Regions from separate parts of the Mus musculus genome. Here regions 1 and 3 are each linked to region 2. A link is a loop called in an ENCODE intact Hi-C map of the cell type or tissue named here. Cell type or tissue: heart. All regions are shown on one strand.

Evidence for each region. Hi-C counts contacts between places; a loop is a spot of excess contacts. Peaks named below come from ENCODE experiments on the same cell type or tissue, not always from the same donor. Only the 100,000 strongest peaks of a DNase experiment are listed, where the experiment ranks them.
Region 1: it touches region 2 in a loop (3-fold over the local background); 20 of 42 quality-filtered maps call a loop at or near these places.
Region 3: a loop joins it to region 2, with 5 times the contacts of the local background. A loop is called at or near these places in 18 of 42 quality-filtered maps.

Annotation. Positions count from the first base shown.
Region 1 is chr19:10,431,243-10,439,242 of GRCm38, reverse strand. It overlaps Syt7 (synaptotagmin VII), which reads right to left. Exons shown (of 12, transcript NM_001373944.1): 7 at 3,558-3,693; 8 at 1-91. Among named protein-coding and RNA genes, the nearest start is that of Lrrc10b, 22 kb to the left of the region's middle. In heart, CTCF peaks have their summits at 1,589 (motif pointing left) and 3,114 (motif pointing right); DNase peaks (open chromatin) are centred at 2,402, 3,022, 5,152, 5,812 and 1 weaker place; H3K4me3 peaks cover 340 bases; H3K27ac peaks cover 814 bases; H3K27me3 peaks cover 1,714 bases.
Region 2 is chr19:10,254,309-10,262,308 of GRCm38, reverse strand. It overlaps Dagla (diacylglycerol lipase, alpha), which reads left to right. Exons shown (of 20, transcript NM_198114.2): 9 at 1,534-1,658; 10 at 5,338-5,491; 11 at 5,929-6,012; 12 at 6,108-6,185; 13 at 6,568-6,648; 14 at 7,360-7,502. Among named protein-coding and RNA genes, the nearest start is that of Myrf, 18 kb to the right of the region's middle. In heart, a CTCF peak has its summit at 3,728 (motif pointing left); a DNase peak (open chromatin) is centred at 3,768; H3K27ac peaks cover 251 bases; H3K27me3 peaks cover 3,329 bases.
Region 3 is chr19:10,483,599-10,491,598 of GRCm38, reverse strand. It overlaps a transcript of Ppp1r32 not described here. Among named protein-coding and RNA genes, the nearest start is that of Ppp1r32, 4.7 kb to the right of the region's middle. In heart, a CTCF peak has its summit at 4,981; no DNase peak of the experiment used is centred here; H3K27me3 peaks cover 6,423 bases.

The sequences.
Region 1 (8,000 bases), 180 kb before region 2:
GGAAGTTGTAGCCAACACTGAACTGGATTCGGCCCAGGTTCTCTCGGCTGCAGCCCTCGTGGGCCTCATCCTCCTCAGAACCCGGGGAGAGCTGCAAGGGAAAAGATGGCGGGTTGGTGGGGATCCTGTCTACCAGGCTCCTAAGCAACATGTCAGGGTCCAGAAACCTGTCTGGACTGGAGGCCTGCTAGCCAATGTCTCCTTATTGCAACATGTGGCCAGCTGGGGTGGTGTCCTATCACATTCATGGCCAGTGGAGGATGTTCAGGCTCTGAGAGCCCTGCCTTAACCAGAAAGGGAGGGGAACAGGGCCAGGATGGCTCTACCTCCTGGATGGACCCCAGAGTCATGAGCAGGACAGCCAGCTTTCCCACCTCCTCTTGAAACTGTCTCTAAGAGTCACCCTAAGCTGGCCTGGCCTTTTCTCCTATTCCAGCCCTACAGACTCATGGGAGGCACACCAACTCTTATAAAGGGGCTTTCTGGGGGCCGTGGATGATATAGTTTACAGGATAGGAAAGGCAAGTGTTCAGATGAGGAGAGGCTGAGACACCAGGGGCATGACTGAGATAGGCTTGCCAGGATGTCCCCAGGGACTCTGACTGAAGCAGGCTGGGGTCTCTGGGGACTGAGGTTGTACCTCCAGGCTATGCCTGTCCCTTGTCTCCATTCCTCAGAATAGATACCTGACAGGTATGGACAGCAGTGGTGGCCACAAGGAAGGGTTGAGTGTCACATTTTCATTGGAAACGGAAGGGGGGCAGTTGGGGCTCTCCCAGCTGGGTTATCATTCTCTAAGAATAATGGAAGGCCTTGAGGTCCTACCCTGCCCAGTCAGGGGCCCTGCTGGCCTGGGTATTTTATGGTCTACATCTCCTTAGTTGATAGAAAGGAATCAGGAATGGACCCCAGGGAATTGCAGGTAGGATGAAATGGTAGGCACTTGCCTTCTCCCCACATTCCCTCAGAAAATCTTTGCCCCCACCCTGCTTCTTGGAGAGGCAACCCCAGCTCTTCCACACAGTATCACAGTGACATAAGGCAGACAGAGGCACATACCATGGTGAAGTCTCTTACGTCACCTTCTCATGGCCAGGCCAGGCGGCTGTCACTCACCTCTTGCTGAGGAGACTGGCTCAAAGAGGTTAAATTACACGTACAAGCTTTCATAGCAGTAAGGACCCTCTCTGACTTCAAGCTCCACTCAACAGGCCCAGCCCCCAAGTCACAGGAAGGCCCTCCCCACAGCCACTGAAAGCAAAGACCTGCCTGCACCACTGAGAAGTGTCCAAGATACATTGGTGATGGAAAATACGCCCACGGGTCAGCCACCTGCCACACACTAACTCTCCCCTGTGCTTGGCCTCTTCTGTGTCTTACTCTACCCTGAGGCAGGCACTGGTATGTTCAAAGTTTGGCTTGGAGCACACAGATTTCAGGTCACTCACCTCAAGTCCAATGACTGAATGGCTAGTCATAACTTGAAGTCAGGTTTGTGGCCAGCAACTGTGGGTTCCTGGCTACTTGTCTTGGCTCCTGAACTTAGACCTTAGTTTGAACTTGACCTTGGGCTCCATCCAGTGGCTGAATGGGGATTGCACTGTGTGTGTTTGGGACTGGGGCTCATTTAGCCCATAGGGCCTCTAATGCTCTCTGTTGAAAAGATGTTCTTGAACTTGTGACCCCTGTCTCTATCCCCTGACTGATGGGTCACGTGCCACCACACCTAGTTGATTAGGTGCTAGGGACCAAACAGTGCTTCATGCCAGGTGAGCACTCCACCACCTGAACTACACTTAGGCCCATTGCTGATGCCTCTGCTTAGTCCCTGGCTGATCTCATAGCCCACAGGCTCTATCCTAGGCCCACTCAGGATGTGGCTTCCTGATGTCCTCACATCCTAAGCTCGCAGCAGTCATCTTCCCCTGAACTTTACTTCCAGAACCTGCATTCGGGGAGGGGGGTTGGGGACCATGGAACTTAAGACTGTGGGACTCCCAGGAGGGTAAAAGAATTCATGGCACAAGTAGGCAGAGCCAGCCAAAACTACCTGCACCCTCATTCCCTCTCATATTATGGGGGAATCTTAGGCCATTGTAGGTGTGGGTAGCCTCAGCCCCACCTAAGTATGCTCTATCTCATGGAGGAAATCTGGTCTGTCTGGGCAGACTTCACCTCTAAAGGGAAGGAAGCTAAGCACCCACGTGCTTTCTCAAGGCCCAACTCTGAGCTCTAGTAAACAAGCCATTGCCATGGCAACTAGGCTGCCCAACTTTCTCCTCCCCTGCCCCAGCAGTAAGCCTTAAAGGACATCAAGCCAGCCTGTGCCAGGTCCCATGCTCCCTAGAGAGGTTGGTTCTGTCCACTTCTAGGTATCTGACTCCTGGCCCTCAGCCTCAGCAGCCTGGGGTCTGGACAGCACCACAGAGTGAGGTCACAGGTCATACTCTGGCCTGCTTATCTTTACTGTCACTGTTAATATGAATGACCTGGCACTGGCAGAGGACTGGGTAATTAGACTTGCCTTCCCACCTCCGGGCATCTGTGGAGCACACGAGAGAGAGAGAGATGGGCCTGTACTTCCTTCCGCTGCTTGCTGGAGTCTGCCAGCCTCTCCCTCAGGGCAGTAAGGGGCTGGCCAGCTGACTGGGAAAGGGCTGTCCCTTCTGGGAACTTGACTACCGGGAAATAGCACCAATTAGGGGGCTAGGCAATGAGGCAGGGTGGTCTGTGGCAATGGGCTGCACAGAGCAAAAGACAACCAGCCTACACAGAGTTGTAGTTGCAAACGGGCCAAGGGGCATGCAGACGCACGCTCCACCTCAGGCCTGATGCCTGGAAACATGAGTCCTTACCCGGAAGCCTTGTGACTCTGTGTGCACATTGCTACTTGAGATAGGACAGACTGGCAGCCCCGGAAACTGTGAGACCCTGCCTTCTCAGTATGGGAACCCAGTGGAAAGAGAAGGTGCTGGGTCCCCACCATAACCCTCTCTAAGCCTTCCTTCCAGGAACTCCCGGCCCACCAGATCCTTAACTGGTTCTTGTCTGCCAACTTGCCAAGCCTGTCCTTGGGCCTCTGGAAAGAACAAGTAGCTGTAACACATTGGTGCCACCAGGGGGTGTCATGAGAACTGCAGCCTCAGCTAAGGTGAACAACCTAGCCTGGGACTATAAGCCAGTCAGCCACAGAGCAACCGAGGTCACTGGTGGGCTACAAGACCGTCACCCCTGGGATCTCCACCTTACTACCATCTCTGCCATTTTAGGGAAGAGGCATGTGCCTCCATGCCACTGCCCCACAGCTTCTCCTCCCAGGACATTAAAAACATCTTGTATGAGTAGGATTTCCTAGTCTTTTTCTCAGCTCAGAAAAGGACCAAAGGAAGACAAATGAGGAAACTGAGGCACGGAGAGGCATTTCGATGAAAGATGGGGGTGGAGAGGAGCGGGCCTCAGTCAGTCAGCAAAGCCACCTGGCTGGGACTGAGTACCTAAGTCTCTGACTGAGTTGACTACTTCTGGTCCCCCAACAGCCCGTCCCCAACCCTTCTCACCATGAGCATCTCGCTGGTAAGGGAGTTGACGAGGTCCGAGACAGAGGAACGGGTCTCCGTTCTGCGGTCAGACTCATCGTGTGGCGTCTGGCCGGGCACTGGGGCTGTATTCACAGCCTTCCCTCCTGCAGGCAACCTGGAAGTGGGGGTAGGGAGTTCCAGTGAACACAGGCTTCAGGTAGGGCTGGGCTGGGCTCCATGGGCCTGGGTAGCCACAGGATCTTCTCTGAGAAATCAGCCCTTGTCACTTCCTGTGGGCCAGCAGGAGTGAAACCCTTGTTCACAGAAAGCCTGGTGTTTCCTGAAGACTCACAATTGGGGATCATCCTTCTTGAGCCTCTGTCTCAGGTGATTGGCTGAGCTGCCTTGTGGGGGCTGTTTAGAGGGAGCCTGCACACTTCCTGTTACTCCCCAAAGCCCCCCAGCTCTCTGGCTTACATGGCTATTCTCTGAGCTCCTCAGCTCTGCGGAGACCTGTTCCATCCAGTCTGGAAAGGGGAGGCACTAGGTGGCCTGTCCAGGTGTCTCGCCACGTCATTACCCTCTATAAACACTCCACAGCCTCTCTCCCAGAGCCCCACCTGTGTTTGCTCGGCCTGAGCAGAGCCAAGGTGTTCTTCAGCTTATAGCCAAGGTGAGGCGGGGACCACTGTCCACATGGCTCTGTTTGGCAATGTCTCTCTGCTGTGATAAAGTGTTCTTGAGCTGTCTCACTCAGTACCAGCCACGTGCTTGGAATCTCTATATTACATTTGCATGCTGCCAGAGTGAAGCACTGTGCACATGCCTGTATGTGCATATGGATATGCACATGTATATGCGTGTATGTGAAGGCCTTGATTGCCATTCCTCAGGTGCTGTCTCTATTGTTTTTGATACAGGGTCTCTTATTGGTTTGGAGCTTGTAAAGTGTGGCTAGCTGGTGGGTTACAGGAGCCTGCCTGACTTCAGTGCCTCAGCACAGGGTTTCCAAAGCCACTATGCACAGCTTTTCTTTTTACATGGGCTCTAGAGGCTCAGGTCCTTGTGTTTTTACTGACTGAGCCATCACCCCAGCCCTGAGCATTAACGCTTTAATCTGATTTAATACAAGCTCTTTTACCAGCTGAAGATGTAGCTGTATGATAAAGTGCTTGCTTATCCAACATTAATCAAGACCCTATGTTCTATTTCTAACATGGCACAAGAAGTGCCCATTCAGCCTTAACAGCCATTTAGGGCAAGAGATAACCCCGTGAGCCCTAGTCCCCACCCCGTTCCCCACTCACACAACACATTTGATAAGATTCTCACCCAGAGTTAGAGAAAGGCAGGCTGCCACCTAGCAGGCAACCGTGTCCATACCCGATGCCATGCTGGTTCAGGGGGCCGGGATTTCTGGTTTAACAGTCAGGTGGTTAGCCCAGGCTCCATTCAGCTGGGACTTAGGAAGGGACGACTAAGACCCTGCCCAGGGACCAGGCTGGAATGTCTCATGAGGAGGAAAAGGTGGGAACAGGCAGTGAGGAAGAGATGGTGTAGGGCTTAGGGAAGGCTAAAATTAAACAGCTTTGAGAGCACAGAGCCACACAGGCTGGATACAAGCCACATCCCCTGGCACAGACCAGCTTGAAGTACATGGGCGGCCACAGCAGGCAGATACATACATGCTCAGAATATGCCAGGCCCTGGGAAGACACCAGGATCCAACAGCAGGGCGTGCACACACAGACACACATACATACACATAAAAACTCACACAAGCCCAACAGATATCTAGAGTGACAGGGAGAAGACAGCAAAGGCGACAGGCACAGTGCAGCCAGCACCTCTGTGGTAACACACACAGCTGAGGGCATACTTAGATCCCTAAAGGTGGAGGGCGGGGGAGACCCAGCCACGCGAAAGTGTGCATGTGAATTAGAACAAAACAGAAGCAGGAAAGGCAGGGACAGCCGGCCATCAGGTGCACCATACACCTGCTGTTGAGACCCTGGCCTTGCGCTGAGACAGGGCATAACATGTCCACCCACCTGCCTGCCCTCTCCCTGAACACCCTAGAGGTGCGGACACACCAGTGCACAGAGTAGCAGGTACATACAAGCCCACCCCCCCAGGACCACACACACACACATACAGAGACACGTGCTCACACAGACAGGCACGGGGAGGAAGAGGAGACTGAAAATAGCTGGAGAGGTAAAGTCAGGTTAAAAATAGAGCAGGAGAGGAGAGAGCGTGAGATTGACTACTGAAGGTATGAGAAAGTCGGAGTTATTTTGGCCACACCACAGCGTCAGCATAGCTGCAAAGCAGCCTGGGAAAAGATGGTCAGCACCCCTGAAGCTGTCGGAGGTCACAGGACAGAGAGATAGGCATAGGGATCAGCAGAGGGAGAGGCCGAGGGGCTGGTCACTGGCCCAGGGACACCCCTGTGAGGAGCAGATGGAAGGAGGAGACAGAGAGAAGAGAGACAGAGAAAGAGGGGAGAGGCGAAGAAAGGTTAGTCAGACGTGTGGAGAAGGCTGCTGGGTGGACAAGGGGACAAGGAGGAGCGAGGCGGCCGACAGGAGAGGCAGAGAGGAGGCGGGGGACACACAGAGGCGGAAGAAACATGGTGGCTTCGGAGGAGGCGAGCAATGGGGGTGGCCTGGTCCGCTCTGCCCCCCACTCGGGGTGAGGGTGGGGCCACGGTGGAAACCATTTGGATCCCAAGGAGCAAAGGTGAAATGCTGGAAAGATGGCCATGAGAGCGCAGTGGGTGGTGTGGGAGAATGAGTGGGACAGACGGCAAGGGTGGATGCTCCATCCCCCATCCCACTCCTACACCTAAGAGTACCTGAGATAGATGTTGAGGCCCAGGGCTTGGGAGATTCTGGAAGGGAGCCCCCAGGGGACAAAGAAATGTTGAGTGGGTAAGAGGCAGACTGTCCCTAACATCCCCGTACCTTGATAGATACCCATCCTTTCTGTATGAACCCTGAAGTGGCTTCTCCTCACAGAGTGCTCTCGCTTCTCTCTCTCTCTCTCTCTCTCCCCCTCTCCCCCCCCATGAGCCTGTTGCTTAACAGACCAAGGGGACTGAGTGTTTCCTCCAACAGCAAAGACACCTGGTCCAAGGGTCAGCTGGGGTAGAGAGGGCATGATTTAGAGGAAGGGATAGATGAGCCAGCTTGTAGCTATAAGGCCCAGAAGTCAAAGGGTGGATCCCAGAGGTGTGACAGCTTAGTGGGGGCACATATGCTAAGCTATGGGATAGGGGACTTACTAGGGAAGAGTCAGTTGAGGGTAGCCCTTGAAGCTACCCACTCAGAGACACCCCAAGAGCTATGAGAAATGAGTTTCAAATATGGGAGGGCATGAGCAGGTGAGAATGGCATGTGTCCACTGGGAAAGTGGGGCCAGGTGGTGGCAAGGGCCCAAAGCCTCCACCTCCACACCCACCTTTCCCAGGCAGGCAGAGGACAAGCTGATGTCATGATCAGAAGGGATGGGTGTACTAAAATATGGAGACCTGAGTGGCAAGGAGGTATAAATAGGCTGTTGGGTGAGAATGGAGTCGGTTAATTAACACATGGGTGATGTGAAATCTCGTTTCCAGCCTGCATCTGCTCCCTCACGCTTCACACCTTCCCCCTAGCCCTCCCTGGCAAAGGGCTTGGGTTCTTCACAGGCTTTCAGAGGGCTCCAGTCCCCCTTGCATCCTTTTGTCCCTGGTCCCACCCCCCTTGGCTTGTGGCCCTCTGGCCTGCTTAGAGCCCATCTTTGATACCCTGTGGCTTCTGTCAGACCCAGTTAGGTTGGGGGTGGCAGTCTCTGCTACTCCCCCAACCCCTTCTTCACATACACGGGCTCAGGGACTGACACCAGCCGAGGCACCAAGTGGAGGAACAGGTTCTCCCCTCCTACTCGGTAGGGACTTCTGACCCACTAGACATGCAATGTGGATTCAGAGTGGGAAGGGAAGAGAGGGCTGGTCTCCAGAAGCCACTGTGAGATAGCCAGATAGCTGTCAAATACAGCTTATCTCTCCTAAGCTACAGGCCTCTAGCAGCAGCCTGGGGCAGTCCCTTCCTGTCCCTAAAGGCCTTTAATGAGCACCAGGGTTACCAGTCTAAACCTGATCTCTGCTCAGCTCACAGGATCTGACAACTGTCCCGGCCCTAGGGCCCATTTCCTCATTAGAAGCAGTGTGTGTTCCTCGGAGGTCACCCTGCTCAGTGCTTCATTTGACAGAGGCAGATGCAGAGGCCTAGACAGGGTCTCTGACTTGTCTGAGGTCATGGAGCAAGGCTCCGGCTAAACCAATGCTGGCCCACATGCCCTGTCTTTGATCTCATGGAATGCAGAACTGAGCACAAGTAGATGTGAACACAGCCTAAGGCCAGGTCGAGGGAACAGGCAGGTAAGGACTCCACCTTTGGGAGTGCTAATAAACCCTGCGACCTTCAACCCTCCCTTTAC
Region 2 (8,000 bases):
CTTGACCCCTGCTCCTGGAGATTGCACAGTGCTTTACAGGGACGAGCTGTGACATTATTGCTGCTGCTGCTGCCCTCTCATAGCAGGCAGTGGGGTGTGGTGTGGCCGTTTAAACACCGTTTTAGCAATAGAAACTTTCCTCGAGCACCCTTAATAGAAAGTCTGTGTGTCCTGGCAACGTGAGCCCCATGGTGTGAAGGAAGGCACAGCCCAGGCCAGTGTGGCTGAGGGGGGGAAATCACAGCTGGTAGCCTGGCACAGGAGAGGCAAACTAATTTAGGTGCATCCTTGCTCAGTCACCTCTCTCTGCTACCTGGAGCAAGCCTGCCATCCTCAAAGCCCTCAGGACAGATATAAAATGCCCTAGGCATACCTTGCACGCAGAGCTGCAGTAGGGGGAACTGACCCATCCTAAATCCAGGCAAGCAAGGTGCTGGAAGCTTGGTACCAAATCAGACAGGGCTGGAAAAGTTTTGGCCCTTGGGAATCTGTGTCTTTAGGAAAGGCCCAGGCATCTGTCTCCCCAAAGCAGGCATCACTTCATTTCACCAGCCACATACATATCTAGTCCATTCCCCTAGCCAGCTGCCCGCCACTCACTCGGGCCTTGCCTGGCTGGCTCTTACCACCCCCTGGGGAGGTGCAGAGTCTGCACCTGCCACCTGGCAGAGGCTACCATCGCCCCGCCTCCCTGTCCTGTCACCCAGGGTAATTGCCTCTGCAGCTACTGGCTCCTTCCTGAGTTCCTGAAGAGCAGGCAGAGGGTGCTGATTGAGGCCTACCTGTTTCACTTCACAAGATGACTAATCACCCTCCTTAACTTTTACAAGGTGACTAATTCCCTCCAAGTGCCGCAGTCCTGGTGCCTAGGGGCTGGGGACTGACTGACAGGCTTCGCTGGGACACTGCCATCCCAGCCTCTGACAGCTTGTAGCGCTGACACCAACCATTGAGGGCAGCTGTTGGGCGGCAGACTCCTGGGTTTCAAACTGGCACCTTTCTCTAACATGATCCCAATCTCAGGGAGACAGCCTACCCCAGCCTCAGGAGCCTGGGACTCTGTGAGTCAAGCCCAAGAGGATTAGTGAGCCAGAGACATTTGCTGACCGTTCCCATGCCCAGTGTGGCTTATCTGGTTGCCCATAGACACTCGCAGCCTCAGGCCCTAAGGTTTCACAGGGTTAAGTTCCCAGGACCTGATTGCTAAGGGGTGGGGTGGGGGGAGACTGCCACTCACACCCCATGTTCCCTTCCTTCTTGGGTAAACAAGCCAGGGCTCCAAGTGGTTTTCTGTCCCCAGATCATAAATTCCGAGACAATAATGATAGGATGGATCCCATGAGTATGCTGGCCTGGGTATAGGGAAATAATTGGGCAAATGTAATTAGTGTCTGGAGGGACTGCTCCTCCTTGGGGCCCAGCAGCTGTCCCTCACTGGAGCAAGTAGGCGGGCTCCCACCTCAGGGACTGGTGGTGACTGAGGTATCAGGCAGGAAGGGCAGAAGTCACCACCCTCTGCATCCTGTCTTCCAGCACGAGATGCTACGCTACAAAGAAGTCTGCTACTACATGCTCTTTGCCCTAGCCGCCTATGGCTGGCCCATGTACCTGATGAGGAAGCCCACCTGTGGTCTCTGCCAGCTGGCTCGGTCCTGCTCGTGAGTACACAGCCAGTCCCCAGCCACAGTAGCATATAGCATGGGCTGGAGGGAGGGTGCAGTGATGAACTGGTACCCACTTCCCCTGGAGCTTTGAAACTGCTGTCCTGCCCCTACCTCCTCTCTTCCATATGGTCACTGGGCCACTGGCTTCCTCCTGCTTCCTCCCTGGACTGGAATTTTACAGGCAGACTTTCAGTTGCTGCCTTGGGCAAGTCAGTGTACTTCTGTGAGCCTCAGTTTCTAAATCTGTGAAATGGGATGTGGATACGTCTGTTTTTGAGTGTCTGACTGCTAGTTTTCTTGTCTTTGGGCCATCCTCTGCCCGCTACAGACATTCCCTCCTGCCCACATCTCCCTTCTCTTGGATGCTCTGTTGTGTGCTGCCTCTTTAGAAGAAAGAATTTTCTTGGGAAGTAGGCCCACTCCATGGAGGTCTCTAGAAGTACACCAAGAAGGCACTTTAGTACAAAGTTCTGAGTAAAGAAAAAAAGGCAAGCCGGGCAGTGGTGTCACACACCTTTAATCCCAGCACTCAGGAGGCAGAGGCAGGCGGATTTCTGAGTTCGAGGCCAGCCTGGTCTACAAAGTGAGTTCCAGGACAGCCAGGGTTACACAGAGAAACCCTGCCTCGAAAAACCAAAATAAAGAAGGCCTGGACCCAGATCCGACCTGTAGCTCACTCCACCCTCAGCCCTGCTCTCATGGAAAAGAGGTGGGGCTCTGTGCTTTAAAGTGGGCCAGAGAAGGGCTTTGGAAGGACCCTGCCCTTCTCTGGTGTCTCCGTCCTCAGTCCATGACAGGCAGAAGCAGGACAGTTCCCCGGGCTCCTGTTCCAGAAAAGTGACCTAGTGGGCAGTGCCTCTGTTCTCCGTGCCTCCTCCCAGAGGCGACCGCATCCATGCCTGCTGCACAGTGCCTCCACGTGGACCGTGTTCTCATTCTCCCCAGCTGAGCAGAGAGGACCAGGTCACTGTGTGCTCCTCCCATCTCTGCCAAGTGCACATGCTTGTCACTTTCCCTGCAATCCTGGGACACTGGACATCCTGAGTCTGGATGGAGAGATTCTCAAGATGAGCTCTGAGCCAGGAGCCCCTAGGCCTGTGCTTAGATGGGCCCTCTCCATTTCCCAGGAGCCTGTTTCCCCGGTTCTAGCAGGTGCTATTAGCCCATAGGACAGTTCCAAATCACAGAGCCGCTGGCTATGGGGCTCTGAGTGCTTTGGAGACAGTGGAAATATCAGCTCCTGCATGAGCCAGTACTGAAATGGCAGAAGACAGAGTCCTCAGCTTTGGTGGGGCACAGTCAGGTCCAGGACTCTTGAAAGAATGAACCTAGGGTGGGGTGGAGTCAAAGCCACAAAGTGTGGGGATAATTGGAGACAGAGATCGCTGGGTACCGTACTTAGCATCTGCTATCTGCCTGCTGCTTGTCACTTCCATGGACTCTCAGATCCTGAACTTTGGTTGTCTGCCACAGTGGGTGACACATCACACTTTGTAAGGGCCTATTTTGTGTGGAGAGTGGAGTGGGACAAGGGGATTGGCCTAGGGGACAGGCTGGGGTCTAGTAGTTCTGGGAAGCAGCAGTCAGTGCTGACTCTGACAGGAAGACGCCAAGGCTTATCTGGACCATGGTTACAGAATCAGAATGTGAAGTAGCAGGAAAGATTGGAACCCAAGTCCTGCTGCTCCCCTACCTCATTTGAGCCTTCTGCTCAGCTGAGGGAAGAGGGGAACTTCCTGAAGTCTTGAAGGTAGGACCTTGAGCCAAACCTGCCACCACTTACCCTGATGGTGGCTTCTCCAGGCACAGCTCTAGGATGAGTGTCCTGTGTGTTGTATCCTATGTATGGGGCAGTTCCTGATCCAAAGCTCAGGCAAGCTCAAGTCTTGACTTGACTCTGGGGTTTCTCGATGAGGCCTCTCCCTGTTGGGAAGTCACAGTCCCACAGGCGCTGCTCTGAGAAGACAAACACCTCACAGGAAATGTCAATTCAAGACGGCCTGCAGCCCAGTTATACTCGCCCCCAGCTCTGGATACCAATCTGTTGGGTGCTAGCTCCCCCTGGTGGCCTGAGAAGCAGATGCTTATTTTTCTCCAACCTGTCCCTGCCTCCATCCCCAGTGGAATGAGCAGTTCAGCCCTGGCTCATCTACCCTGGGGAGTGTCCTGTATGCCTAACAGGCTTGGTGATCGGGGAAACATCTGTGACTAGCACAGAGCAGACCCTGCCCTGTGTAACACCTGCCACAGTGGTACACAGATGAGGGACTCTGGGGCAGGTCAGCGGAGCACATGGATGCTATAGAGGGACAGAGCTGAGTGCTAGACCAGGGGTCAGGTCAGGACTGGCCCTGTCAGAGAGGTACCTGGAGTGGAGCTCACTGTAGGGTCTCATTTGGATGGAGACTAAAGGGTATGGGGAGGATAATGTGCATAGAATCTGGTGGGGGAAGAGGAAGGAAAATTAAGATCCGTGTAGATGAGGGGTGTGTGGAGGTCGGGCAGATGAGGCCCAATGGGGCAGATCCCGGAAAGGACTCAGACCTTTATGATGAGAAGGGGAGCGTCTCTGTGGGACCCTAAGAGGAAACGTGACAGTGGCTCGATGTGCCGTCACAGGGTCCCTCCATGTGCTACTGAGTTGGTAGAGTGGGGACAAAGGTAGACAGGGGAGAGGAGGTCGGTCTGCGCTCAAAGAGGATGGGAAAGGACAGCAGGCAGGTTTGGTTTTAAATGTTACTAGGGCCAGTTGTGATGGCGCACGCCTTTAATCCCAGCACTTGGGAGGCAGAGGCAGGTGGATTTCTGAGTTTGAGACCAGCCTGGTCTACAGAGTGAGTTCCAGGACAGCCAGGGCTACACAGAGAAACCCTGTCTCGAAGACAAAAAACAAACAAACAAATGTAGGAAGGGAAGCTGGCTCAGTTGGTAAAGCACTTGCCTTGCAAGCACAAGAACCTGTGTTCAATACCCATCACTCGAGTAAAAGCCAGAGTCTGGTGCTCTACAACTATCATTCCAGCCTGGAAAGCCGGTCTTAGTCGGGCATGGTGGCGCACGCCTTTAATCCCAGCACTCAGGAGGCAGAGGCAGGTGGATTTCTGAGTTCCAGGCCAGCCTGGTTTACAGAGTGAGTTCTAGGACGGCCAAGGCTACACAGAGAAACCCTGTCTGGAAAAAAAAATGTGACTGGGAGAAGCTGGTATGATAGTCAGGGAACCATCAGTACAGCTACGGGGAGATGCCACGCAGGAGTCCAGTAAGGTGCCTTTCGGAGGTCTGCAGTGGGTCTACTGCTGTCCTACGTGACTTTATGGAAAACACATGAAGTAGGCTGCTAGAGGGGAGGGAGGTCCAGGCTAGACCCAGGACCTTGAAGATGAAGGGCAAGCTGGAGACGAGGCTCGGCCTGGGAAGAAAGAAGAGCGGTGGGATCTGCAGCCAAGAGGGGAAGATTCATGGTCCAGGTAGCGTCGTGTGTTAGGAGACTGTGTGATGAACTAGTTCGTGGTTTGACCACTCAGTGGTCACCAGGGCTTCACAAGGGTAATTAAAGGAGACAGATAGGGTGGGGCTGAAGCCCCACCTGGAGCCACTTCCAGAGAAGATGGAAAGGAAAAAACATCACTCCACTGGTGCTGCCTGCCCTGAGCTTTCTGCCACCCCATTCCAGGTGCTGTCTCTGCCCTGCACGACCCCGATTCGCCCCTGGGGTCACCATTGAGGAAGACAACTGTTGTGGCTGCAACGCAATCGCTATCCGCCGTCACTTCCTGGATGAGAACATGACTGCTGTAGATATTGTCTACACCTCCTGTCACGATGCGGTGAGGGACCAGGCTGGGGCCCAAGGTCCTCTGGGGGCCACCGGGGACCAGGCCACCAAAGACACTCCTCAGGCCAGTGGAGCTAGCTATGGTTTCAGTGTATAGACCAGAGATGGCCTCCTCCATTTTGGTGCCTGAGATTCACACTGCCTCAGACTAATGGGAGAAATAAATGCCAGCATGAAGGCCTCCAGGCTCAGCCTTAAGGGACTAGAAGCGACAGGAGGCACTGGGGAGAGGCAGTGAGCCACTTGGACTGAGCACAGGTCTGCCTGAGGCAGAGTGGAATGGAAGGGCTAGGTACCCAAGAATCCTCAGTGACCTCCAGGAACCCTGGCTTTGACAGGTGTTAGGGACCCTGTGGCCCATGGGGAGTTTCATCACCATAGTCTGGCCTCATTCTGGGGTCACTCAGGCTCATGAGCTGGTACTCCTAGGTCTATGAAACTCCCTTCTACGTAGCTGTGGACCATGACAAGAAGAAAGTGGTGATCAGTATCCGGGGAACACTGTCCCCCAAGGTAACTGCCCATGTGTCTACTCCACAGGCCCCAGTACCTGCTGCCCTTGCCTGTTCTCCTCAGACACCTCTTACCTGCCTTTTTCTTTCCCCAAGGATGCCCTGACTGACCTGACAGGCGATGCTGAGCGCCTCCCTGTGGAGGGACACAGAGGCACCTGGTTGGGCCACAAGGTATCAAGCTCAACGCCCTGAGGTTCCCCCACCTTGCCCTCATCCCTGACAGCACTCTGGTGCCTGTGGTTGGCAGGGCATCTTCCCTTGTCAGAGATCAGTCAGAAGGATGTGGTTTATTCTGCCTGCCCACTAAGGCCTAGGGAGCTCAGGGCCTGTCCCTAGAAGCATCTGGGCAGGCAGCTGGGGGGATGTCACTCCTGTTTGTATCAGGCAGATATCCCTCTGAACCCCTGTTTTCCCATTTGGAAAATGCAATTGAAAATGGAGCCAACGAAGTACCCACCAGCCCTCACGGCCTGTTTGTGGAGGGACAGAAGGGGCGCTGGCTGTTCTGGTCCCAGAGGCTTCCCAACAGCCCTGCTCTGCTCCTCCCCGCCAGGGCATGGTACTCTCAGCTGAGTACATCAAGAAGAAGTTGGAGCAGGAGATGGTCCTGTCCCAGGCCTTTGGGCGAGACCTGGTGAGTTGTCCATGACATTCCATCCTGAAGAGGAGGGGTGGATGATGGCACCCCCTTCCCCAAACACTAGCTGCTGTCCCTCCCTCCCACATTCCCAGCTCCTTCTTGCTGGCTCCACCCTGCCCCATCCTACCTCCCAGGCCCTGTTTCTCAATGTATCCTTTCTCCAGACTCTGCATCCCAATTCCCAAATGTGTATTCTGCCAGTCTTGTGGTCAGGACCACATGTTGCAAGAAATTTTACAGACTAGTGACAAGAAGAGCTACAACTAGGGAGAAGGCTACCCCTGAGCTGGATGGCAGCCCGAGTCAGCCCAGCCACTACTCCTAGTAACTCCTGAGGATGCTGCCACCCCCCCATCCCCAGGTCTCATACTGTAGGCTAGTGGAGGAATAAGGACAGGTAACCAAATTATTATAACTGTAATCATCAGAGTGAGGGCAATGCCGAGGACAGGGGGAGCTGTTTCTGGGAAATCAGGGAGGGCTTCCTTGAGGAGGGAATTTCTGAGCAAGGCTTTAGCAGATAAGTAGGAGTTTGTGAAAACAGTCTCACCAAGCCTTTGCTCTGTGAGGACCTAGCTTGACTCTCTCTCAGCCCTAGCAACCATGCTGGACAGCATGATCCCAGGACTCTGAGAAGACCTCTCATCCTCCCAGTGTCAGCTGGGAAACTGAGGCAGGACTCTCAGGCATCTCTTGGTTCCCCAGGGCCGTGGAACCAAACACTATGGCCTGATTGTGGTAGGCCACTCCTTGGGAGCAGGCACAGCCGCCATCCTCTCCTTCCTCCTGCGCCCCCAGTACCCGACCCTCAAGTGCTTCGCTTACTCCCCACCAGGAGGCCTGCTAAGGTAAGCAGCTTGGGGCCTCAGAGCTGGCTGGAGCAACCAGGACCCTTGAGAGCCGTGGGCTGACTTGGGCTGGCCAGGACTGGGAACTGGTGGTTGGACTGGGCAGCCCAGCTTCTGATACAGGATGCCTGGGAATGGCATAGGACAGCACTGTGGTAATAGGATGGGGGCTTTTCTTTTTTAGATCTATCTATCTATCTATCTATCTATCTATCTATCTATCTATCTACCTACCTACCTATTCTATGTAAGTACACTGTAGCTGTCTTCAGACACTCCAGAAAAGGGAGTCAGATCACTACGGATGGTTGTGAGCCACCATGTGGTTTCTGGGATTTGAACTCAGGACCTCTGGAAGAGCAGTCAGTGTTCTTTGTTTTGTTTTGTTTTGGTTTGGTTTTTGTTGTTTTCTGTTTTTGTTTTTTTGTTTTGTGTTTTGGTTTTTCGAGACAAGGTTTCTCTGTATAGTCCTGGCTGTCCTGGAGCTCACTTTATAGA
Region 3 (8,000 bases), 230 kb before region 2:
CTATCCCTAGCACCATAAAATAAAAGCAAGTAAGTTAAGATTATGGTGTTTGGGCCAGGATATGTCATAATGAGTTAGAGTGCTTATTGTGAGAGCTTGATGATCTGAATTTAAGTCCTCAGAGCCTGTGTAAAACTGGGTTCAGTGAGAGTGGATCTGAAGCCTCAGTGCCTATAGCAAAATGGGAGCTGGAGACAGGAGAGTCCCCTAGAAGTTCTCCAGCCAGGAACTGGACTGTGAAGTACTCGTGCACAATGAGAAGGACTTTGCCTCAGACAAGGTCAGCGTGAAGGGCTGACACCTGAAGCTGTCCCCTGAGGGGTTTGATCTCTATGTTCATGCTATGGCTCACAGGCATCTCCCTTCACCCCCAAACACATACGTGGTGATGCCTCAATCACTCAGTCAGCCAATCAATGTTGAAGATAACAATTCACAAAAGTCATGATGGGCTGAGTTGTATATAATGACGCCGGAACTTGATGGCTCCTAGCAGCACATATCTGCTTCTTGCTTGTGTCATGTGTCATCGAGGGCTGACTGTGGGTTTGGCAAGACATCTTTATCACCATCACCCTGGTCTTCCCACAGACAGAGGCTCACTCCGTGTGCTCATGTGGGAACCCTGCAGGTGACAGACAGGAATGTTCTAATGGGTTCAGGCTGTGTTTTAGTCCGTTTTCTGCCGCTATCACAGAATACCACACACTAAAATCAATTAGAAACAGAAGTTTATTTAGTTTACTGGAGGCTGGGAAACCCAGAGTAGGGTGCAACATCTGGGGTGCAACATCTGGTGATGGAGACAAGCTCATGTTCTCCTGCTTAAATGGTAAGCACTTTACTGACTGAGCTGTAGCTGACTAGCAAGCTCCAGCATCCTCTTACCTCTGCCTTTCAAGTGGTTGGATTTCAGGCACAAGTCACTACACCCAGGTTTTTTTGTTTTTTGTTTTTTGTTTTTTGTTTTTTGGTTTTTGGTTTTTGGTTTTTGGTTTTTTTTTTTTTTTTTTGGTTTTTGGTTTTGGTTTTTGGTTTTTGGTTTTTGTGTTTTTGGTTTTTGGTTTTTGTGTTTTTGGTTTTTGGTTTTGTGTTTTTGGTTTTTGGTTTTTGGTTTTTGGTTTTTGGTTTGGTTTTGGTTTTTGGTTTGTTTTTGGTTTTTGGTTTTTGGTTTCTGGTTTTTGGTTTGTTTTTGGTTTTTCAAGACAGGGTTTCTCTGTGTAGACCTGGCTGTCCTGGAACTCACTCTGTAGACCAGGCTGGCCTCAAACTCAGAAATCCGCCTGCCTCTGCCTCCCGAGTGCTGGGATTAAAGGTGTGCGCCATCACACCCGGCCCACCCAGCTTTTCAAAAATATGTATAGTTTATGAGAGGGGGGGCAGGAGAGAGAGAGAGAGAGAGAGCTTTTTGTTTAACAGACCCTTTTGAGATTGAAGCAGCCCATCCTGCAGGGAAGATCCTTAATCAGGATGGTTAGAAGACTCAAAATAGCTTCAGGAAGTCCCTAAAACTGACCAGATTCACTAGGCCTCTCTCTGCCAGCTATAAAAGCTGAGAGTTCCTCTCAGACAAGACAAGCTGCAAAAAAAGACTGAAACCAGATCAGGTTCCTGGAAGAAGCAGAAACTGGCCAAGCTGCCTGGAAGAGGTTTAGACCATTGGAGGCACTTGGAAAGAACACTCCTGAACGTGTTGAGATGCCAGCAGCCTGTGTACTGTGCTTCTAGTCCCCAGCTTTTTGTGAGCTGTCACCCATACTGGGGTGGGCCTTGATGATGTAGCTGTCTGAGTCATTCCTGCCCCTGTAAGCCACCCCTCACTCACACGCCTGTAAGTAACCCCAGTAAAACTCATTGGCTCACCAAGTTGCACTTTGGTCAAGATACCTATCCGGCTCTTTGGTCTGCAGGGCGCTACCTATCCAGGGTGTGACCCCCTCCCCCGTGAAAAGTTTGGTCACACATGTCTGTGGTGCCCATGGAGGTCGGATGGCAATCAGGGTTCCTGGAACTGGAGTAGAGATGGTTATGAACCATCATTCGGCACAGGGAACTGAACCTGGGTCCTCTGCAAGAGCAACAGGCACTGAGCCATCTCTTCAGTCCTCCCCTCCTTTTAAAAAATGTGGGTTCTGGGACTAGTCCTTAGGTCCTGGCACACATGCAACTGACTGACCCGTCACCCCAGGCTCTCACAGCACTTTTGAAAGGATGGTCCTGTGCTGGCACTCCTGCCACACTGAGGCTGACTGGTCCCAGTGCAGAGAAACTAAAGATGGAGCCCTGTTCACTGGCACCTCTATACATATAACCAGTCTACTCAAACAGTCACATCATCGGCCACTCCTTAGAGTCCATCGTGTGGGCACTATTCAGACTTCCCTTCACTCTTTGGCCGTATCGTCTCTCTTTTCTCAGCCCAGCAAGCAGTCACCTCCTACTGTCCTGATGAGGACAAGTCTCCTTGGCTATAGTCCATGACAGATGCAAATGCATCCCCATGACTCCCCAAAGCTAGGGCTCTTTTTAACACACACACACACACACACACACACACACACACACACACACACACACACATATATATATATAAAGCTTTATCTATTATATGTATGTGAGTACACTGTAGCTGTCTTCAGACACACCAGAAGAGGGCATCGGGCCCCATTACAGATGGTTGTGAGCCACCATGTGGTTGCTGGGAATTGAGCTAGGCTCTTGTAATTTATATTTATTTATTTTCTTTTAGAATTAAGGTTTCATGTAGCCTAAGCTGACCTTGAGCTCACTATGTAGCAGAGGATAACCTTGAACTTCTAAGATCCTCCTGTCTCAACCTCCTGAGTGATATGAGTGCAGGTGTGTGCCTTTGTATCCTGGCATCAGCAGTTTTATACAGTGCTGGGGATCGAACTTGGGACCTCATGAGTGCTAAGCAAGCACTCTACCAACTGAGCTACATGCACATCCCCCTGCTTCCCACTTGTGGTGCTTTTCTCTTGTGAATTGTTTGCCCGGGCCATTTGAAGGTCTGGGAGACAGGTAAAGAATCAAAGCCAGTTATAGTGGTATACACTTTTTAGAAACAATGTATGGATTTTTATTTTATGTACATTAGCATTTTGCCTGCATGTACTTCTGTATGAGATTGTTGGATCCCCTGGAACAGGAAATACAGACAGTTGTGAGCTTCCATGTGAGCACTGGGAACGGAACCTGGGTCCTCTGGAAGACAGCCAATGATTTCAACTGCCAAGCCATCTCTCCAGCTTTTGCATGCACTTTTAATCCCAGCACTTGGGAGGCAGAGGCAGGTGAATCTCTGAGTTCTAGGCCAGCCTGGTCTACAAATCAAGTTCCAGGATAGCTAGGACTATTACAGAGAAACTCTGTCTTGAAGAACAACATGAGATCTGACCAAACAACCAGCCATACAAACAAAGGATTAAAAAGTATGCCATCAAAAGTAAGGTTCTTAAGAATTTGGAAGCCGGGTGGTGGTGGCGCGCGCCTTTAATCCCAGCACTTGGGAGGCAGAGGCAGGCGGATCTCTGAGTTTGAGGCCAGCCTGGTCTACCCAGTGAGTTCCAGGACAGCCAAGGCTATACAGAGAAACCCTGTCTTGAAAAAAAGTTTGGAGAACTCCTGACACAATCCGTGAGGTGTTTTCAAAGCGGTTAGCAACATAGTCTCGGGGGCAGTCAAACTTGCTTCTAACAGTGCTGCTTCCTTTACGAGCTGTGTGCCTCAGTTTTTTCATCCATGGAATGGAAGATCTGATCCTTTCCACTTGCACGTGGTAAGGTTTAGATGTGCTAATGTGTGGGAAATGATGAGGATGGTGCCTGGTACCCAGCAAATCCTGAGTCAGCCTGTGAGGCTCTTGCTTGACTGCCCCTGTTGGATTGCTCTTCCATTAAGCTGGGATCTACTGGCCCGTCTCTTCCTAAGAGCTCTGCACTCCGAGATCAGCCATCAAGATGCACCAAGCAAGGTCAAACCACACATGCTTGATGGTGTGACATCTTACATGCTCCATTTAACCCTCTTAGGGGGAACCTGCAGCCCAGAGCATAAATATCTACCTCAGTCAGATCTAGAAAAGGGAAGGATGTTGTTTTCCAGCCTGAGGCAGCCATTACTTTACAAAGCCATTAAGTTGAACCAAGTGGTGTCAGAGCTCACCGCTGCAGCCCCAGCACTCTACAGAGTATTACCCGGCAGGAAGGGAATGGATTCCCCAGTTAAAGCTGCATTCTGATCCAAGTCCCACCCCTTCCTGCCTGTGAGACTCTACTTGGCCTCCCCATTTGTAAGATAGGCTTATTAGCAATAATTTCTCCCTGGTAGGGCCAGAGTAAAAAATTGATGAGATGCAGCATGGAGAAGACTGGGAGTGTAACTCCGTTGACAAAGTACGGACGCAAAATCCTGGGTTCAAACCCCCAGCAGCGTATAAACTGAGCACTATAGCCTATGCCTGTGATCCCAGCCCTTGGAAGGTGGAGAGAGCGGACTCACAAGTTCAAGGCCATCAGTAGCTATGCTGCAAAGTAGACCCGAAGCCCTGTCTCAAAAGTAAAAAACCAGGAGATGATTCCTAGGTGGGTGTCCAGCCCAGGGGTAGCAGTTGATGAATAGAAGCGATTATGGGAAGAAAATGGGGTGATGTGGGTCCTGGATTTTTAACCTAGATTGAAAGGATTTGTTGTTAGTCAGCTTCTCTGTAGAGATGGAGAAACCTGGGGATTCAGATGACAGATGAGCGGGCCAAGTTACACAATTAGCTACAAGGACCTTCATCCATGTGGGCAGCCCTTAGGCTGAAGCCTCTCACGAGATCCAGGCCTGTCCAGTTTTCTCAGAAGAGTGGGTGTGTAGGAGTGCATAGGTGAACCAGGCTTTAGCCATCGTCCACTCTGCGGATGCATCCAAGGAACCTCAGGTCTATGGACATCCTCACTTGCAGTTCTGCATTACAACCATTAGATGTCGCCACACAACAAAAAACAAGGTCTGCAGCAACCTGGGACTGCCAGCCCTAAGCGGTGGTTGGCCACTTTTGTCAGCTCCAGAAGCCCAGGATTCTCTGAAATTCTATCTAGAACTTCCCTCCCACGTCTCTCCCCTGTACAGGATCCAGCCACACATACTCGGTCCCAGAAGCCAGGCTGAAGACCGCTCACCATTTGCTGTTACCTTCCTGGCGGAGTGTTCACCGGATTGCCAGACATGGCCATCAGGTATTTTACTTCACCAAAGACTTTGACCCTGTGAGTCAGACATGTCATCTCAGCTTGCAGACACAGAGACAGGCTCAGAGAAGTCCTACAGAGGAGATTTTGAGCTCAGTCTCCCTAAGAGAACTTTCTTTCGACCCATCACACGACCTTGTCTGAGATCCAGTGGAATTCCTGTCTTTATCTGTTTGGCCCAACCCTTTGCCTAGTGTCTTGGGAGATGGCTCAGTACGTAAAACACTTACCCCACAAGCAGGATGGCCTGAGTTTGGACACTTAGAAACCATATATAAAGCTATGCATGAGAGAAGAATCTTTTAATTCTTCCCATGGCAGGATGGGAGACAGAGACAGGCAGATTCCTGGAAGCTCAGGGACCAGATAGCACGACTTATGTGGTAAAGTTCCAGACCAATGGGAGACTGGGTATCAAAAATATGTGGAAAGAGCCTACAATGGTTAGTGTTCAGTTGTCATCGTGACAGGACATAGAATTTACTGGGAAATGGGCCACAGGGTCATATTGCTTTGTTTTTTGATACAATCTCTCTCTCTCTCTCTCTCTCTCTCTCTCTCTCTCTCTCTCTCTCTCTCTCTCTCTCTCTCTCTCTCTCTCTCTCTCTCTCTCTCCAGGCCTGTCTGTCTATCCTGGAAATAGATACATAGATAGGGCTTCAAACTCACAGAGGTATCCCTCCCTCTCTGCCCCTGGATTAATTGATGTGGGAAGATCTATTAAAATTAAGGATGAGACCGTTCCCTGGCCAGGGAGGGTACCCTAGACCGTATAAAATGGAGAAAGCTACCTGAACGGTAGAATGTATTCACTTGCTGTCTTAGAGGGCATAGGATTTCCTGGAGCTGGAATTACAGATGACTGTGAGTCACCTGAAATGACATTCTCTTCAAGAATGGAAAGTGCACTTAACTACTAAGCCACCTTTCCGGGCTCCGCTGTCTGCTATCTGCTTGTGCATGCAATGAGACCAGCTACTTCAGGTTTCTGTTACTTTGAATTCTCTGCCATGCAGGACTATACCCTTGGACCTGAATAAGCCCTTTGTCCCTAGAGTTGCTCTTTTCAGAGTATTTTGTCACAACAACAGGAAAAGAAACTGAGACAGTGGCTAAGTTCAGACACTAAGGCTGCCCGTTGACATGCACATGCATGCATACATACATTTACACACACACACACACACACACACACACACACACACACACACACACATACACACACACACACCATCTGGCTGGGATGGTTTGAATATGCTTGGCCCGGGGAGTGACACTATTAGGAGGTGTGACCTTGTTGGAGTAGGTGTGGCTTTGTTGGGGTAGGTGTGTCATTGTGGGAGTGAGCAGCCTTCAGAAGAAGATGTACAACTCTCAGCTCCTCCTGCACCATGCCTGCCTGGACACTGCCATGCTCCCACCTTGATGATAATGGACTGAACCTCTGCACCTCTAAGCCAGCCCCGGTTAAATGCTGTCCTTATAAGACTTGCCTTGGTCATGGTGTCTGTTCACAGCAGTAAAACCCTAACTAAGACGCCACCTCTCTCCAGAGTTTTCCCCTAACCCAGTAGATGGCCTTTATCTACTGGTGCTTGGCTAAGTGGTTCACAGTAACCTCCATTTTCCAGGAGGGACTGGAAACACATGCCCTGTATCAAGTCTCATATGTATTCAGTGACAAAGCCAGAGCTTGTGTCATGTCTGAGCTCATGATTCTGAGCTCAGGCTTTGACCTCTTCTCCAGGGGTGCCTTTGCTCTTTGCCCTAAGTGGGCCCCACCAGTGGCAGTCGCAATCTTACCATGTTTCATGTATGGAGCACCCATGAGCCTCTTTGTTGGAAAGCTGGGAGCTGCTTATTGGAGGCAAGGCTGCGTGCGTTCAGTCCTCTGGCCCGGTAACAGAGTCATGACTTTGGAGGGGGAGAATTCAGTGGGCCTCAGTTTGTCCTGAAGCCCTCCTAGACCATGATAACTTCTGAATCCGGAGTAAAGTGTGCTCGTGATCCCTGGTGCTGGTGGGGCTGATGTGGGATGTAGTAGGATTTGTTTCATGTGCCTGGCCCATATATGTGCTTATATCCTAGGCAGCACAGCCCCTTTCCCTCGGTCTTCCTTTTCTTCTGGTATCCCAGAAGAGAAGCTCACATTCTTGTAATAGCTAAAGGTTGGAAATCTACAGGCTGGCTGTTAAGCCCTGCTGTGTTAAAAGTTAAATTATTTAGCTGAGCAGTGGTGGCACATGCTTTTAATCCTAGCACTTGGGAGGCAGAGGCAAGTGACTTGAGTCCAGTATGGTCTACAGAGCAAGTTACACAGCTAGGGCCACACAGAGCAACATTGTCTCAAAAAATACCAAAACAAAAACAAAACCCAGAACCAAACAACATCAACAACAAAACCAACCAACCAAACAAACAAACAAAAACTAAAACAGTATTTAAGGTTCCCATTTGGGACACTGAACTGGCTGTTTGCAAGTAGCCATGATGGTGGAATTGGCAGATACTGAGCAGAGTTCTTCTCCACCCCTGGAGATCCAACTGTCACAATGTTTACAAGACTGAAAACCAACTTGAGGCTTGCATGCTGTTAACTGAAGTCTCTGCAGAGCTGGCCGGGAGCCTTTAGACCACAGCTTGCAAGTAAGTACCAGTGTTGCCCCTTCCTTTCAGCAGGTGTTGAACCCCTATCACCAGTCCTAAGTCACATACTTGACTAAGATAAGAAGTGACAGTGTAAAG